Linked DNA regions of Mus musculus: region 1 is linked to region 2. The links are chromatin loops, found by intact Hi-C in ENCODE. Cell type or tissue: heart. All regions are shown on one strand. Each heading gives the region's core, and the rest is flanking DNA. Links, peaks and the distances in the headings are about the cores only. Region 1 overlaps Pank2 (pantothenate kinase 2). Region 2 holds the start of Nop56 (NOP56 ribonucleoprotein).

Region 1 (9,469 bases), core at 585-8,584, 1.0 Mb before region 2:
GTTGTTTCTTAACTCCTTAATGAGATGGGGTGATGTTATTCCTTGTAGGCTCTTATCCCCTACTCTTATCCCACTTTTATGCTTATCCCATACTCAAAAGTTTTCATACTAAAGAAATGGTAAAATGCTATGTTGATATATACCAATATACCAGGTAAGTACACTACCCAACAATCGCTACACAATCAACTCCTGACTGCCTAGTTTAAATATATGTTCATTTCCTTAAGAATATTCAAGCTCCATTAGAAATGGAAATGATTCTACCACTTTTAATCGGCATCATTTTAAACATCAAATTTCCATAAATTGTATATAAGCTAAAAGATGCATACTGTGAGAAAATCCTGCTCAAATTTGTATGATCCACCTCCAGTGGCACAAAAGACAGTGTGGAGACTTGAGAAGTTTTTATCTCTGCCCATCTGAATAAAAGCAGGCATGTCATGGGTGGGAAAGCGTATAAAGTGCAGATTGCCTTTGCGTCCACACAGAGTCAGGTCCTTCAGCTCAAGGTGCACGTCCCGAATGCCTGTGGATCCGTAAGCCACATTGGAGGTCAGGTACTTCCGGATGCTTTTCAGACTCTCCACTTCCTCCTTTTCTTCTTCAGCAGTGATGTCTTTAGGTTCAAAATAAACCAGCTTGACCAAGGTTCCTCCAATATCCAAGCCAAACCATGGAAAAACTAAATGGGAAAGAAAAAAAAATGTCAAAATACCTTTTTCTAAAAATAAAGCTTATATTTACTTGACTGGCAACTTATTCCATATGCTGTGGTTTGGTTTCTAAGGGATAAAATTTTAAACTAAAATGTTTTGAGGAAAAAAATGTAAATCAAAAATACCAAAGTGGGGGTGGGTGGATATGGGGGACTTTTGGTATAGCATTGGAAATGTAAATGAGTTAAATACCTAATAAAAAATGGAAAAAAAAATACCAAAGTATTTTGAAGTATAAATGAAGAAAATATCTAATAAAAAAAATACCAAAGTATTAGCCAAACTAACTCTTCTGTGCAGACATGCCCAAACTATACTATGAACACTTAAAAGCTAACAAATTAAGTTTCAACCCTGAAAACCAAAAACTGTAAATGAAAACCTTCACCCCACCTCCAGCTCAGAGGAAGGAATGTAAGCGCTCTAGGACTCACCCTAACGTGCTAGGAAAGCCTATCTCCAGGGTCAAGTCCTCTAAGAACCTACTCTGGGCTTCGTGTACAGCTTAGTGGTAGAGTACTTGTCACAATACATCAGGCCCTAGCTTAAAAATAAAAAGCTTCGATGAACTTTACATCCAAGCTACCTGCTACTCAAAAAGAATTCCAAACTTAAACAAATAGGGGGCTAGAGAGAGCACCTACTTGGCAGATCATGACCACATTTAACTACAGTTCCAGGGGATCTGATACCCTCTTCTGGCCTCCATTAATACCCTCTTCTAGTCATGCACTTGGTGCACATACATACAAACCATATTTATAAAATTAAATAAAAAAATAATAGCTTCAGAAACATAAATAAATATGGACATATATGTCCCTTCCCAACCCTAAATCAAGAAATGACTAATAAAAGCGTAAGTTTACTGATATTCTTTCCTAAAAAAAATTCTGGAAAACACACACACACACACAAAACCAGCTAGTCAGTGGCTGTCCAGAACCATCAAAAGGAATGCTAATAAAACAGAAAGCAACTGTGAAAGTGGGAAAGCGCACAGGGTTACTCTACCCAACAACAGATGGAATGGCTGCCCAGAGCAAGCAGCCACGACGATATGGTCAGGAAATACATTTGGAGGAACTCATCAGGCCACCAATTTCTCTCTATCAAGAGTACTTCTCTGACAGAGGCAAAGACTCTCTTCCCTGAGTACAATGGATCTGAGTCAAGGTGGCAAGCACTTGGCTGCTGCCATCCAGAGAAAAGACAGCCTCCAAACCTGGCCACCTACACCCCATCTCCCACTACACTCCATCCCATGGCCTAGAACAGAATCTATACCCACTGACAGATAAACAGCAACTCTCACCCAAATATGAATCACAAAAAAGAACACAAGTACCCCCAAAAATAAAGCGTCTGAAGAAAGGTTTCTAAGAATAGTGAATCGCAAACATCTTCAGACACAACGTGATCTCATCCATGAAACATCAAAAACTAAAAACTGTAAGAATTGCCGGGCATGGTGACGCTCGCCTTTGATCCCAGCACTCGGGATTTCTGAGTTCAAGGCCAGCCTGGTCTACAGAGTGAGTTCCAGGACAGCCAGGGCTACACAGAGAAAACCTATCTCGAAAAACCAAAAAATAAGTTTAAGAAGCCAGGTACAGTGTGATGCACATTTAGTCCCAGCACAGGCAGATCTGAGTTCCAGGCCATCCAGTGCTCCACAGTGACACCTCGTCTCAAACAACAGAAAAGAAACCATATTAAAATTTCAGAAAACCCTATGAAGAACCTAGTTCTTAAGAACAGACATAAACGGCTGGGCACCTTTAATCCCAGCACTTGTGAGGCAGAGGCGGGCAGATTTCTGAGTTCGAGGCCAGCCTGGTCTACAGAGTGAGTTCCAGGACAGCCAGAGCTACACAGAGAAACCCTGTCTCGAAAAACAAAAACAAAAAACAAACAAAAAGAATAGACATAAACTACACAAAGGTAAACAGTGCTGCTCTTCATCAGCAACAAGTGTGTTAGGAGACAAAGACACATAAACTTCAAAAAAAAGGGGGGAAAAGTTTAAAAAGTGTTATCTAGTCAAGCAGCTTCCAAGAAGAAATCCAAGAGAGACTTCACACACAAGGACTGCCACTCAAAGAGTCTCTGAATCATGTGCATGCAAAGCAGCATAATTTTATAAGGGCTCTAAGAAAAAATTTATCCATAAGCTATAAGCAGAGAAATAAATGCATGCTGACTTTAAGACCTAAAATACTTACACGATTTCAACAAAGGCCATCAAGGAAGAAAGGAGTAGGAAGTGAATGCAGCACGTCTGTCTTGTAGGGGAAGGAAAGAAGACAAGAGAGCAGCTGGAGACAAGAACAGAAAAGGGATGCTTTAAAACAAAACAAAACATGCAGTGGTGGTGCATGGCTGCAATCCTAGCACTCAGGAGGCAAAGGCAGATCACTGCAAGTTCTAGACCAACATGGTTACATATGGAGCTCCAGGCCAGCTAGGACTTCATGAGACCCCATGATAGATGGAGGGATGCATGCATGCATGTATGCAGCCCCAGAAGAGAAAAGGAACATAACTAGATACAGGGAATAACTGAGGGTGGGGGTAGCTCTGTGGATCTAACCTAGGAACTCACATACCATAATGTATATACCCCAAGACTTAAATCCCCAGCCCTAAAAGATTTTGCAACCTTTCATATTCTAGTAGCTTCATTTGTGTGGCTGTGTGCACACACGAGAGGCAGAAATCATCAGAGTGTCTGCCTCAGTCATTTCTCTACCATATTGTTTGAGCTTCTCACTAAACCTACAACTTGGATATACTAGCAGGCCCCAGGATCCTCATCTCCACCTCCGCGATCATGGGCCTGCATCATGCTTGTAAGTGGGTGCTAGGGGTACAAATGAGGTTCTTACCTCAGCACCACAAGCACCTTACAACTGAAATAGCAAATTTTTCTCTACAAATAATTAATTTACAAAATCAAAGATGAGGGCTGCAGAGATGGCTCAGCAGTTAAGAGCACTGACTGTTCTTCTAAAGGTCCTGAGTTCGATTCCCAGCACCACATGGTGGCTCACAACCATCTGTAATGGGATCCACCGCCCTCTTCTGGTGTGTCTGAAGACAGCAACAGTATTCACATATATAAAATAAATCTTTAAAAAAAAGTCTTCTCTCTCAAAATCAAAGATAAAAAAGTTCATATGGAGAGATTTTTAAAATTAAGTAGCTTTGCAACAAAAGTTTAAAAGGGATGCTAAGATTAGCTACAAGAAAAAAACAAACTCATTAAAAAAGTAGCTCAAAGGACAGAAGCTGACTTCTGTAAAAACATGAAGACAGGGTTGGCGAGATGGCTCAGTAGGTAAGAGCACTGACTGCTCTTCCCAAGATCCTGAGTTCAAATCCCAGACACCACATGGTGGCTCACAACCACCCTTAAGAGATCTGACACCCTCTTCTGGTGTGTCTGAAGACAGTTACAGTGTACTTATGTATAATAAATGAATCTCTGGGGCCAGATCGAGCGGGGACTGAGCAATCAAAGTTGACCAGAGCGAGCGGGGCTAACTGTAGTGAGTGGGGTTTACCAGTTCTAAAAATTCAATCCCCAAACAACCACATGAAGTCTCAAAACCATCTGTACAGCTACAGTGTACTCACCGTAAACTAAATAAATGAATCTTTAAAAAAAACAAACATGAAGACATAAACCTTAATCCCCAGCACAAATGTAAGGAGCTGAGCACCTCAGCTCCCATCTGCAACCGCAGCATTCCTAAAGATAAATGGGAAACAGAGACAAGAGAACCCCCAGAAATTTATGAGCCAGCTAGCAAACAAAGGGATCCTATCTCAACCAAAATGGAAGACAAGGACCTACACTCAAGACTGTCCTCTGACTTTCACCCCCGTGCCAAGGTCCCATGCCTGCACTTATACACAAATCATACGCACACACAAAAGATTTTTAATTAGTTCAAAATGAAGTAGAAAAAACCTTGAAGATCAAAAGCACTAAAAGTTTTTATCACTGATGGGCAGTAGGGGGCAGGCCCTTTTGGTTTCCAAACAAAAAGGGACACTTATGAAACAACAGCTCTACTCTGCCAACACCAATGTTCTCCAAAAGCCAAGGAACCCCTTTTCTAAATTAGTATTGCCAAGCTACAAAAAGCTTCATTTTCTAAACTAATGAAATTGAAGGGTATCCTGTGATTGTCAATGAGTCTGAAAATCATCAAGTTCTAAAGAGTTCCATGTGCTCTAGCATACAAGGAGTCCTCTTCAGAGGCAGAGCTTGTCCTCCAAATACAAGGGGGCTGTGATCCCAGAGCTCCCGTGCTTCTTACATACTGTATACTCTACTATACAGACATTGCTAAGGCAATGTATTACCATGTCTTCTCTTTCTTTCTTAAAAAAAATGTATTCATTTATTATATGTAAGTACACTGTAGCTGTCTTCAGACACTCCAGAAGAAGGCACCAGATCTTGTTATGGATGGTTGTGAGCCACCATGTGGCTGCTGGGATTTGAACTCAGGACCTTTGGAAGAGCAGTCAGCGCTCTTAGCCACTGAGCCATCTCTCCAGCCCACCATGTCATATCTCAATAAAAAATTTAGAGGTTTAACTAAGTCTATTTTTCCATCTGGAAACTGAAAGAAGGATGTGGCTCGGTGAATAATGACTTATGCTCTGCAAGCACAAGTCCCTAGAAACCATAATAAAACCAACAAGGACAAAACTCAGCACAGCTGTGCATTCATGTAACCTCAACATTAGAGAATGAAGACCAGTGGATTCCAAGATCTCACTGGCTAGCCATCCTTTCTGACAGGGTATATGATGAGCTTTCCATTGGAGACCCTGACTCAATAGCACAGCAATGGAGGAAGAAGATACCTTATATCCTGCTTGGGACTGTGTGTACACTTAGATGCGCACACACCAGAATACTCACTTGCATGCCACACACACACACACACACACACACCTACCTCACTGGATGAGACCTAGATAAAATATCTGAGGGTTGGGGGGAGAGGATACAGTGTTTAACACACAATCACTGTTAACTGTAGCTATACCACCCCATCAGCATCTTGCTGCCATAATTTTTTACCTATTTAAAGCAATGGTAAACCTGCCAAGTATTTGCCAGGCAAGAACTCTACCAACTGAGTTATACCTTTACCCCATATTCCCTTTTTTAAAAGACAGAATCTCATATTCTCATACATCTCAGACTAGTCTTGAATTTACTGTGTACCCAAAAATGACTTCAACTTCCTATCCTCCTGCCTCACCCTCCTTGGTGGTCGGATTATAGCGGGTGACACCACATCTGGTTTATACAACACTGGAGTTCAAACTCATGGAATCCTGCATGCTACAGCCCCAGTCTTCATAATTTCTTTTCTTTTCCTTTTCTTTTTTAAAGATGTATTTATATGTAAGTACACTGTAGTTGTCTTCAGACACCTCAGAAGAGGGCACCAAATCTCATTACAGATGGTTGTGAGCCACCATGTGGTTGCTGGGATTTGAACTCAGGACCTTTGGAAGAGCAGTCAGTGAGTGCTCTTAACCACTGAGCCATCTCTCCAGCCCCCTTAATTTATTTTCTTTCTTAGTTATTCTCTTGTGCCACAGCATGTGTGTGACACACACACCCTCCTCAATCACAGAACTTTCCAGAAGTCGGTTCTCTCCTTCCACTGTAAGACAGGGATTGTTTCTATTTCTGGCTGATTCTCCTGTCTCTGCCTCCCATCTCAGTGTAAAAAGGCTTGGAGTAGAGACGGGGTCTGAGGATCAAATTGAGGTAGTAAGGTTTGTATGGTGTTGTATAAGCACTGTCCTCTGAACCAAAGAGCCATCACTCATTCCACCTGCTAAAATTTATTACAACTGGGCTCGCTGACTGCTAATATTCCCTCACAGAAAGAGGGTAGGGAGGGTCACTGGACCCTCACCTAAGTACCAAGCCACTCCTCCCAGTCATCTGTGTGCAATGCTGCTGTAACTGATGATTGCTTCTAGGGAAGGGGCCTTACGGAAGCCATCATTCATGCTAAGCCCAGACTTTGCAATGTGGCTGCTTTAGGCTGTAAGTAACCTTAACCAACTCATTGGTTCATCAGTGTGAACTACTGTGGGACTGAACTTTGCAGTTTGTCACTAGAACTTTGGGAGAAGAGGGGGATAGAAGCTGTCTTCTCCACCCAAGGCAAACTTCTCACAATACCTAAGTGCTTTACCCACTAAACCATCTCCCTGGCCAATTCCCAAAATTTTAACATCGTCTTTATTTGGTATTTTCTCATCCTGTGATATATAGCAACTACCTGATCTAAAAGCTTTAAAGAACTTCTAGGCCAGTAAGATGGCAGGTAAAGGCACTTGTCACTAAGCTTGACAAGTGAGTTCAATTCCTGAGACCCACAAAGTGGAAGGAGAGAACCAACTCCTAAAGCGTGTCCTCTGACTTCCACATGTGTGCCCAAACACATACAATATTTATGCTTTTTTTCAGAATTCAGTATAGGGTTTTGTTTTGTTTTCAGATTTTATTATAGTATACAAGTGTTTTGCTTGAATGCATGTATGTGTGCCTGGTGCCCTAAGAGGTGAAAAGACAGACAGATCCTCTGGAATAGTTGTGAACCACCATGTGCATGCTGGGAATCCAACTCAGACCCTCTAACAAAAGCAACAAACTTAACTACTCAACAAATTCTCCAGCCCAAATTAATATCATTTTTAAATACTTTACATTTCATACCCATGCCTCTTGTAATACAGAAGTCCAGGATGAAACCAGTCTGGAAACCACACTGCTCAATTAACATGTGTGGTAGAACATTACTATAAACCGGGATCACAAGTTACAAAACAAATGAGCTCCTACTAGTTTCAACTGCCTAAGCATGGGGGCAACATGCCTCTGATCAGGAGGCAGAGCCCGGCAGATCTCAGTGACTGCAAAGCAAGCTCATCTACAGAGTGAGTTCCAGCTCAGCCAAAGCTGTGCACAGAAACCCTGTCTCAGAAAGGAAGGAAGAGAGAAGAGAAGAGGAGAGAAGAGTAGTATAAGACAATAAAACTAGTGTTTCTAACCTCGGATGGCTTTCTAATAGACAAATTATTAGTTATCAGTGGATTCTCTCAGAGTTATGACTAAAGTATGCCATTGGAACAGCCAATAACTGCATTCTCCATCCAGTAGGGAATCCTTGGGTAATACAGAAGATCAAATGGTGTAAAAACAAACAAACAAACCAATATCCTGTTTGAATCCTGGAGTAGTAGCTTTGTTCGTAATCTTAGCACTCAGAAAGCTGAAGTGGGAGAAACTGTTTCTTCAGCACATTCATTATCTGAAATAGTCTTTCATGATTTGTCATACAATCAGAGAAAGCAAAGAAAAGGAATTGGCCAATATCAGACACCATATTAGAAAAAAATAAAGAAATCAGAGGTTGGCAGGATAGGTCAATGGGTACAAATGCCTATTTTCAAACACGACTACCTGAGTTCAATTCCCAAACTCACCAAGTAGAAGAGAAACAATTCCCACAGGTTGTCCCCTGAACTCCCCGAATATGCCCTCACATACACACAAATACATACACAACAAAATAAGTAAATATACAAATAAGTAACTAAGTGTATGTGGTTTATTTAAACTTGGAAGGGAGGGAGGGAGGGAAAAGAGATGTAGTTCAGTGTATAGAACATGCAAAAAGCCCTAAGTTCAAGACCCAGAACAAAACAAAGCAGCCAGAGACCAAAAAAAAAACAAAAAAAAAAAAAAAAACCTATAATCCCAGCCTTCAGAAGTTCAAGGACATCCTTAACCATAAAATCTGAGGATCACCTTGGGAAACATAAAACACAATTTCAAAAAGTAAATACAGAAACTCAAGCTTTGTCTATGTAGTACTTTTTAAAAAGTTCTGAAACCATAGTAATACAACACTCCCAAATGTCTTTCAGAATTTCTCTTGGATCTGAATTACTTATTTGTAAGGCAGCTTTTTTTGGTTTCGTTTTGATTTTTGTTGTTTTTGTTTCCTGAAACTGTTTTTCTATGTAGCCCTGGCTAAGGCAGTGTCTTAAACACCTCTCAAGATTCATATTCCTTCTTCTCTTCCTTTCTTTCTCTCGTTTTTGTTTTTTTTTGTTTGTTTGTTTGTTTTTGTTTTTTGGGGTTTTTTTTTTTTTTTTTTTTTTGAGACAATGTTTCTCTGTGTAACCACCCTGGCTGCCCTGGAACTCCCTTTGTAGACCAGGTGGGCTTTGAACTCAGATAACCACCTGCCTCTGCCTGCTGAGTGCTAGGATTAAAGGCCTGCACCAGACAGATTCTTTTTGGTTTTTGAGAGAGGGTTTCTCTGTGTAGCCCTGGCTGTCCTGGAACTTGCTCTGTAAACCAGCCTGGTCATGAACTCAGGAATCTGCCTGCCTCTACCTCTGGCTTGCTGGGATTACAGGCATGGGCCTCACATCTCCAATTCCTAATCCAATTACTGAATTGGGCCCAGCAACTTGTGTTCTAACTCTCCATGCATGTGAAAATGTGCAGGTGCAAACTAATGTTCATTTGTGTGTGTGCACGGGTGTAGCTCCTCAGGTGCCCTCTACTTTTTGAGCTAGTGTGCCTCACTGGCCTGGAACTTTGCCGAGTAGGCTACACTAACTAGCCAGTGAATTTCTAGGGATCTGTCTGCTCTCCCATGTGGCCATCAATGGCACAAGCCACT
Region 2 (9,469 bases), core at 667-8,666:
CCAATTTCAAAAGGACCATGCTTCGTATACATCCCTTCAGTACAATGGACCAGAAGAGAACATCTAGACAGTAGACTATAATAGCTTTTCTGAGGCTAGGCTGTCCTGGGGGCTGGTGTTAAGGGTATCTCAAAGGGTGGGTTGTTGCGACAAGGCCCAGACCCTAAGATGATAACTTTTTCCCACAGGTTCGAACCTCAGATATGGGTGGTTATGCCACATGTCATGACTTCACTGAAGCTGTCATTACTGCCCTGTCATAAATCCTATACATGCCCATGAAAAAAATAGTCAATAAACAAAATACACACATACTATCTGGTTTTGTGTTTTTATTGGGGTTTTATCATTCATGGGCAGGAGCTGCCACAAGGTATGCCCCTCCCACCAAGCAGGTCCGTTCTAATCCTCCTGTGCTTTCTGGGACTTTTTCTTTTTCTTTGTGCTGCTCTTTGTGAAGTTAGCAGCAACTTCAGGCTCCTCAGAAAATTTCCTTTTCTTCTTAGGGGTGGTGGGGCTTGCTGCCTCTTCTGGTTCACTGGCCACTTCCTCCTTAGGTGAGGACTTCTTTCTCTTAGCACTGCTAGTGGCCATCTCTTCAAGGTCACTGGCCAACTCCTCCTTGGGAGCTTTCTTTTTCTTGGATTTAGGTAGAGAGACAGGTGGGTCTTCCATTCCATTTTCCTGGGGTTTTAACTTCTTTTTCTTCTTAGATTTTTCATTTACCTCCTGAAGGGGGAATCAGACACGGGACATTGCTTACAATTGTTAGCAGCCACAGCTCCCATTAGAATCCAGGCAGAAGAGCAAACCTAGTACTTCTGGTGACTTAATGATCTACCTACTCTCACATTTTATAATTTCCCTGGCCCTCTTAAACCCTAGAGAAAACCCCCTGTATGCTGCTCACGATGGATATCATGCAGAGCTCCCAGGGAACACTGAAATGAAAATCACTAATAGCTCAAGATTTTAAAAAAAAGCCTAAGGGACAATTCTAAACTGTCACATTGGTGACCTCCCTGCCCCCACCCCCCATCATGAGACACTATCACCTCCAGACACAGAACAGGGAGAGCAGGAATTCACACTACCCCCGTTGAGGACTCCTGGGAGGCAGCCGAGGACAGAGCACACTTGCCCATGGAATGGGCCATGTGCTACAACCAGCATTCTGGGCTCTTGTCAAGTTCTCTCAGCACCTATCTCCTCCCTATAGAATCAAGAGGTAGTTTTAGGTGTTTTGGTCCAAAGAGCCCAAGCTCAAGACCATGGTTTGATGTCCTGTGTTCTACGGTTGAGAAGCCTACAACCTGGGATCCACACAGGACTGACCTCACACTCCTCTGGGGTACTGCTGTTTTCTGACGAGGCCAGGGCCAGTGCAGCCAGTCGCTTCTTTTCCTTCTTCAAGCGCTTCTTCTCCTGTTTTTCCAGCTTTCTGGTGATTTCAGCAGCCGCTTCCTCTGCCTGGCAAAAAAGCAAGGCGCTGAAAACCCAGAAGACCCCTGACTTGCCACAACACTCCTAGTCTTGCTGGATCAGGCTCATTAAATCAGTTGTATTGCCTCCATTTCTGAAGGTCAGGCCAAGTTCGTTCATCCTTTCCAACAGTCTTTCTGGCACTCAGCTACCACAACCAAGCACACACTGACCTGAACCACAGCTTCCTTCATGACATCCAGGTTCTTCCGTGGGATCTCTCCAGTCTCATAGAAAGACAGCCGTTCCTCAACTTGTTCTCGGAGTTTTTCCCCAAATACACTTGTGGGGACCTCTAGATGTGTGTGCGTGTGTAAACAAAGTCAATTACAACCCTTGAAATGACAAACTACTCCCCAGCTGCTCTCCCCTCAGCTTCACTCAGACCCAAGGTGTCAACACTCACTAGGTGAACTCTGTTGACGAAAAATATTACCATCATTGTAGAAGCTGCCAAGGTAGGTTGTTTCCCCCCCACTGTAACCCCTTCAACTCAAATGCCAACTTCCCCATCCATACCAGAGAAGCAATCAATTCTTGAGGCAATACTGCATTTGTTTGCTAGGTATCGGGAGATACGGCCTTTGTTCTTTGCAGCTGCTCGGCCAATGAAGGTGGAATGAAAAATGAGTCCATATTTTGGTGTGTTACCCCTTGTCTTCAGGGCTCTGTGAGAATATTCAGTCAATAGTTTAGTCAAAAGACTTGACCCAAATAGCCAAGTTCCCCTCTTCTAACAATTTCCCACCAGGCTTGGCTGAACTTTCTACCTCACCAAGTGCCAACCTAGCTCCCAGAGGCAGAGAGGGAAGGCATCCAATTTGCTGACCTGGAAACTCGGTCCCCTTTTGCTGGGCCCTGGGAATCACTCAGACACCAGGACTGGCCATCACCCCCATAGCAGAGGCCTGTATAGGTCAGGTTGCCCTGGTCAGCCATCATTGTAATCCCCAAACAAAACAGTGGACACCAGAAGCAGCACCTGACATGAGCAGGCGCCCTCACTGGTACCTGAACAGGGCCTTTTCAGCCCCAAGGATCTGTACTGTGGACGCTGGATACTTGGCCAGGTTGGTGAGGCTGCCAGCATGAGCAATGAGGCGTGCACCTACCTGGAGAAAGATCCGAGGAGGAGGTCAGGTGAGTAAGTGGGAACCTGACCTCCCAGGCTCATCCCCTCTTCTCTTCCCCACCATGCATCAACTAGGGACAACATGCTAGCCACAAGGATAGCGGTACAGAATGCTGAGTTTCACTCCCCCACTTTGTGTTCCCCATGACGCACCGCTTCCCCAATTAAGGCTGACAGGCTGGGGGCTACTTGGCTCATCTTGGAGCGAAGGTAAGTGTGTAGGCTCTGGCGATACTCTGACAAAGACACCACACGACTGGAGAAGCTCTCGATGTTTATCAAGTCGATAGCAGATATGTCCATGCCTAGGAAACACCTAGTGTGAACAGGGGGACCAGATACTCAAGGAGTCTCGTACCTTATACAGGCTGCCGCGCTCCGCACTGACCCATGGAGGACCGAGAAGCATCCAAGATGGCCTTAGCCTTGGCCCCGTCCATCGTAATTTCTTCCAGTTTCTCTAACTTCTCTTCATTCAGCTCCCTGCGGTTCCCAATGAACTGAGCCAAGCGACAGTATGTGGCGTTGTCATTGACGATCTTCACCAGCTCTGGAAAGTGGTACCCATACCACTCCCTGTAGAGGAAGTCATTCTCTGATCCAGCTATCAAACCTCAACTCAGGTCCCAAGCTCTCTCAGGCCCGTGTCTCCCCATTCACAATACAGACCAGGCACAGTGGCCTAGGCTGAGGTGTACATGGGGTAGGTTTATTCTGCCTCCTCTTTCTATACAGTCAGTGTAGGAACACAGCCTGTGGTAAGCACAAGGAGGCCTTGCTTTGGTCCATGATTTTACCCACATGAATCATCGGCCATGCTCGACTTCTATACCTTACCTGACGCGCATCGAGAAGGTATTGATATCTTTATCCAGTTGGTCCAGGAGGCTTATGGACTGAATAATCATGTTGTCCACTCGGTTCACATTAAATTTAACTTTGGCACGAGAGTAGCTGTGTCCCAGCCCTAGCTGGGCCTTACAAGCAGAAAGATCTGTCAGACCCTTCACCAGATTATGGAAATGCAGACGAACTCCTAAAAAGAAGATGGGACTTTAAGAATAGATCCTCCAGGACCCAAGTAACCACTCACAGCAGATCACATCACCAGGCCCGTAGGCCCCCTGCTGGCTTCTGTGGGCACTGCATCCACGTGGTGGACAGAATAAATGAAATAGGACTCTTACCTCGAAGGATCTCAGCTATCACACCACCAGTCTGGCAGTTGTACCCCAACTCTTCCTGTATTGCAGCACCAATCTTGGGGTCTCCAACCCCCAGAAGTACTTTCTTCTTTTTAGATGGCAGGTATGTCTCCAGGAGCAGGCGGAGGTCCTCGTGAACAACACCTTTGGGACAAAGAAAACAGCTCTAAACCACACATTGCAGATTGGAGACTGTCTCCAATCGGATTAGTTAACACCCATCCCCGCAGGCATTGCTCAGACACATGGAGTCGTCAGTGATCTCTCAGGGGATTGACAGATATATAAGTCATCATTGCAAAGCCTGGCTCTACCACAGGTCCAGGAGCACAATTGTAAAGCATTTAAGTGCTTTTTAAATTACAAGATTTATTTATTATATGTACACTGTAGCTATCTTCAGACACCCCAGAAGAAGGCATCAGATCTCATTAGGGATGGTTGTGAGCCACCATGTGGTTGCTGGGATTTGAACTCAGGACCTCTGTAAGAGCAGTCGCGCTCTTAACCGCTGAGCCATCTCTTCAGCCCCTGCATATTAATGTTTTAAAATGCCATCCTGTAGGTCTCAAATAATCCCTAGACTGTATCAAGCTTAGAAGAAAATCATCTAAGAACATCAACCACCCAGAATCCCATGTTCCGGAGGGACCGACTCACCTTCAGACACAGCATTGGCATTTTCCAAGGCCACCTGGGATGAAGAGAAGGGACAGAAGGCCACCAGACGAACGACATTGTGGAATTTGCCAAGGTTAAGCACACATTCCTCCACCTGGAGAGAAGGATGAATGGGCTTTCTTTGAATTTGGCTTCTACAGCGCAGTAAGGCAGAAGCACCAGCTGTTGTAGCAATTGGTGCCTGGGCCCCGAATCTTAATTCTCAAGAAATGGAAATGAGATGTTTATCTCCGACCGCTTCCAATTATATAGATTCGCGTTAAAGAGTCCCCTCATTCTAGAGCTCCCCCCCCCCCCGCCGGGCCCGGTGCGGTCGGCCACGTGGGAACACGCGGTGCATGCTGGGGTTTGGCGGCCTTAGGGGCTGCATTGCAGCTCCGCGAGCCCACCGAGCTCACCCACCTGCGGCAGCAGCAGGCTGATCTCCTCCACTTCCTTCAGCGCCAACAGCGCGTAGCCGACCGCATGCTCGAACAGCACGTGCAGCAGAACCTGAAAAGAACCGGCGCGCGGCCATCAGTCAAACTTCCCAGTCCGCGGGGCCGCTGCTAGAGCAGGCCCTGGCTCAGACCCGGAGCACGACCCCGAATGCAAACCCAGACGCACGCTAAGGCCTTCACTACGCAAATACCCCACCACCACTCCTCACCATGGCGCCTGCTCCGTGCCCAGCTCGCAATGCGGCTAGCGCGCTCTGGCGCGCGGAACCAGACTGCGGAGACCACACCTTCTCCGGTTTGACCAATCAGAGGCTGCGGACGAAACCATTGTCAGGTCTTCGGAGGGGGTTCGCGGGTGTGGTATCGTCCGTCGGGCGGGTTGGACTACCACGGGCGCGAGCGGGCCTGCCAAGCCCAGCCTCTGCGGCTGCGCGAGCCGGTACTGCGTCTGTAGTGAATGGTGTCGCTCCTGCCGGCAGGCCGCAGAGTGGCCTGGAGACCACCCTTCTTCGTTCCTCGTGCTTTTGTCACCCGTGTGCCGGGCGGCAGAACTCGGTGAGGGGACATGAGGCTTCCTGATAAGCCTCGCAGGTTTCCCGCTGCCCAGATATTCCGGGTCCTCGTGGGACCCGGCCTCAGACCCTGCAGAAATGGCGTCTTCTTGCTGCCTGCCTCTTCCTTTTACATTTTGTTGTTAACAAAATTGTTGGTGCGGGCTGAGGCATAGACAAGAGCGGTTTACCTCTTCCTAGTTCTGTTCCTTTCCCTGATTCATAGAACCCAGCGCTGCTCGGCACCACGTGGTTGCTCATGGCCGCGTAGGCCCAGAATTCTTCCAAGGAGCTGCGTTCCTGTTTTTTTCAGTGCCAGTTTTAGGCACACCAAGGTGGATAATTTAAAATCACCTTTGCTTTAAAAAAGAAAATAAAAAGACACTTTACTTTAGTGTTAGGATTATAAATCCCAAACTTGATGGCCTAGTCGGCCATCAATGGGAGGAGAGGCCCTTGGTATTGCTAAGATCATATGCCCCAGTACAGGGGAATGCCAGGGCCAGGAAGCGGGAGTGATTGGGTTGGGGAGCAGGGCGGAGGGAGGGTATTGGGGGCTTTGGGGATAGCATTTGAAATGTAAATTCAGAAAATATCTAATAGAGAGAGAAAATAAATCCCAAACTTGAATAGTCTCTCTTAAATAGTCTATGCCTTATGCGAGAAAAAAGAATCATGGAGTAAGTCGGCTGTACATTGTCTATCATGGAGTAAGTCGGCTGTACTTTCTCTATAATGGAGTAAGTTGGCTGTACATTGCCTGTAATGGAGCTGGCTTGGATAATAAAGTGGACTTGGATAGTAAAGAAATGTGTATGTATTGCAACTAGGAAGCTACAAGCGCTTGGCAGGACATGGTGGAACGCACCTTTAATTCTGGTATTTGGGAGGCAGAGACAGGCCTGGCTACATAGCAAATTCCAAGGCAGATAAGGTTACCCAGTGAAACTCTGTTTCAAGAAAAGTAAGCTATAAATGCTTGTGATTAGATGAGGCGACACAGCACAAACAAACAAGCAAAACAAGATGTTCCTTTGGCTTCCTCACCTCCACCACTTCATTAAAATGTCACCCCAGGAGTTGAATGGTGACACGCACCTTTAATCACAGCACTTTGGAGGCAGACATCTGTGAATTCAAGGCTAGTTTGGTATATATCGATAGCTCCAGGCTAATCAAGGTTACATGGTAAGACCCTGTTTCAAAAAAAAAAAGAAAGTCCTCCAATATTTATAGTTCTGAACCTAGTGGGATCTGTAGATTGTGATATCAGACACCATTTCTTCCCTTCCCTAGGCTTCTTTGATAAATTAATTGCTCTTGCCTACGTTCAGACAGACCTTTCCTACCAAAGTAGACTTTTGTAAAATTGTTGAGTTTTGTCTCCAAGTTATCCTTCGCCCTGCTTCCTGAATATTTCTAAAGCAGAAATTCATGTTTTGTTTATGGTTGCTCATTGTGAACAAAGTAATAAGAAAATTAAAGGTGTTGGTATCCTATAATCAATCACCTGTGGTAGTTGTTCTCCAGAAAGGCCAATAATGATCCATGCCTCCTGACAACCAGGCCTATGGCCCAACGGACACGGGTAGATTGAGTCTGCCATTTCTGAACCTTGTGCATGCTTGTTGACTTTGAGTTGCCTCATAAGAAGTGAAGCCTGATGAGTCCCATGGAGACTACATGGGGACAGTTAGAGGTCAAGCCTTCCAACTATCCCTTATTCCAACTATTCCAACAGAGAGTAGACATGTGTTCTACCTCTTGCCACTGTCTCTGATTGCAGCTGCATGAAACCGTAGTCATGACAAGAAGAGCCCTGTGTGTACTCTGTCTATTCACAGAATTGTGAAAAATATTGTGGCCTTAAAGCCATTAAATTTATGGGTGACTTATTAATCTATAATAAATATGAATCAAAGTAAGCAACCTGTGTAGGAGCCCAAGCTCTGCCTTACAGTGTGACCAGAAATTAATCACTTGACCTGAGACTCTATTTCTTCAGATTAAAGATTAAAGAGTCATTCACCCCTTTAATAAACCTTTATTGACGATCTGGTCCTGGGGCAGCTATGAAATAGATAGGTCCCTGGTGTAGTGGGCACTCAAATGCTAGTGGTCATTCATCTTGTTTTCTGGGTCATTTTTATTGTTGAAATGTTATTATTTGGAACAAGATCTTACTATTAAACTCTGGCTGGCCTAGAGCTCACTATGTAGACCCATTGGCTTTAGCTCACAGATCCAATTGCCTCTTCCTCCTAATGCTGGGATTAAAGGTGTGCACCATTTGGGCTGGAGATGATGGTTCAGCGGTTAAGAGCACTGACTGCCCTTCCAAAAGTCCTGAGTTCAAGTTCTAGGAACCACATGGTGGCTTACAGTCATCCGTAATGAGATCTGATGCCCTCCTTTGGTGTGTCTGAAGACAGCTACACGTATACTCATATATATAAAATAAATCTTTTAAAAAAATAAAAAGGTGCACACCATTCCACCTAGCTTCTTTTTAAAATTATTGAGTGCTTTAGCAAAATATGCAAGACCTTTGTCATATCTTTGTAATAGTTTTTCCTTTCCCTTTTTTGCAATTTTGGTGATTGAACCCAGAGCCTCATTCACAAATTCTAGGCCAGTGCTCTATCGCTGGGCTGTCTCTCCAGCTCACTTTTTTGTTCATTTGCCAATAAATAGCATACCATTTTATATAAGAATTTCCTAACATCAATTTTACACACTCTCTGAAGTTCATTTTTAAAAGTGACTTCAGTCATTCACTTACATGTGTAAACAACGCATTGTCTCTAAATACAATTAGGTTTCACATGGTGAAACAGTTGCCAATACCATGCAGCTTCCGGTGGCGGTAGGTAAATATTTACTTTTATTGTTTAAATGATAGGAATTGGAAATTCCATTCAGATGGTAAATTTGCTAATTAGTATTTTCATCCATTCCACTTTAAACAGTCTTGTTAAGAGTCCTTTCTTTTTGAAAAAAAAATTGCCCCAGTCAACTTGCAAAATCTATTCTATTTCCCCCTTCTAGGGAAATCCTGTGTTCCTGCCTCCCTTGAGCCCTCCTTGTTACTTAGCCTCTCTAAGTCTGTGGATTGTAGCATGATTATCCTTTATTTAACAGCTAATGTTTACTTATGAGTACATTCCATGTGTGTCTTTCTGGGTCAGGGTTATATCAATCAGGATGATCTTTTCTAGTTCTAGTCATCTGGCTGCAAATTTAATACGTCATTGTTTTTAATAGCTGAGTAATATTCTGTTGTGTAAATGTACCAGAGTATGTATTCACATGTGTGTACATGTGTGTAAGGATGCACACACATGTAGAGGCTGGACATTGATGTTGGATGTCTTCTTTTATGGTTCTCTATCTGATTTATTCCTGTCTGTCTATCTGTCTGTCTGTCTATCATCTATTTGAGACAGGGTCTCACTATGTAGTCCTGACTGTCCTGGAACTCAATATGTTGACCAGGCTGGCCTCAGTGTTTCAGAGATCATTCTGATTCTGCTTCCTGAGATTTGGACCCCCACTGTGCCTAGTCCCCCCACCTCATCCATCCATCCATCCATCCATCCATCCATCCATCCATCTATCTATCTGAGGTTTTCCCCAGGGTTTTGTTTTTGTTTGTTTGTTTGTATGGTGTGTGTGTGTGTAGCCTGTGTAGCCCATGTAGCCCTGGCTTTCTTGAAATTTGCTTTGTAGTTCAGGCTGGTCTTGAACTTAGAGATATGCCTGCCTCTGCCTCCCCAGTGCTGGTATTAAAGGCATGTACCACTATGCCCAGCTCCCATCTTATTTTTTGATAGAGCGTTTCTCTAAATCTAAACAATGGACCTCCCCCATAGGTCTCACTATGTAGTTCTGCCTAGCCTGGAACTAGTGTAGACCAAGCTAATCTTGAACTCAGATACTTGCCTGTCTCTGCCTGAAGAATAATGGAACTAAAGGCAT

What was found. A loop is a pair of places that touch in the nucleus more often than their neighbours do. Peaks named below come from ENCODE experiments on the same cell type or tissue, not always from the same donor. Only the 100,000 strongest peaks of a DNase experiment are listed, where the experiment ranks them.
Region 1: it touches region 2 in a loop (5-fold over the local background); 2 of 42 quality-filtered maps call a loop at or near these places.

The regions. Positions count from the first base shown.
Region 1 is chr2:131,265,130-131,274,598 of GRCm38, reverse strand. It overlaps Pank2 (pantothenate kinase 2), which reads right to left. Exons shown (of 7, transcript NM_153501.2): 2 at 336-688. Among named protein-coding and RNA genes, the nearest start is that of Pank2, 7.4 kb to the right of the region's middle. In heart, for the core only: a CTCF peak has its summit at 4,737 (motif pointing right); no DNase peak of the experiment used is centred there.
Region 2 is chr2:130,270,157-130,279,625 of GRCm38, reverse strand. Nop56 (NOP56 ribonucleoprotein) reads right to left here and starts at 5,214. Exons shown (of 12, transcript NM_024193.2): 1 at 5,150-5,214; 2 at 4,903-4,992; 3 at 4,480-4,594; 4 at 3,802-3,963; 5 at 3,452-3,650; 6 at 3,003-3,190; 7 at 2,768-2,919; 8 at 2,494-2,594; 9 at 2,002-2,150; 10 at 1,656-1,777; 11 at 1,336-1,470; 12 at 313-729. The coding sequence starts at 5,152. The coding sequence ends at 403. Snord110 (small nucleolar RNA, C/D box 110) reads right to left here and starts at 4,111; the gene lies at 4,053-4,111. Snord57 (small nucleolar RNA, C/D box 57) reads right to left here and starts at 1,600; the gene lies at 1,538-1,600. LOC115489609 (a small nucleolar RNA gene) reads right to left here and starts at 3,389; the gene lies at 3,257-3,389. It also overlaps LOC115489632, LOC115489601 and Idh3b. In heart, for the core only: CTCF peaks have their summits at 3,752 (motif pointing left) and 5,402; a DNase peak (open chromatin) is centred at 5,275; H3K4me3 peaks cover 3,929 bases; H3K27ac peaks cover 2,128 bases.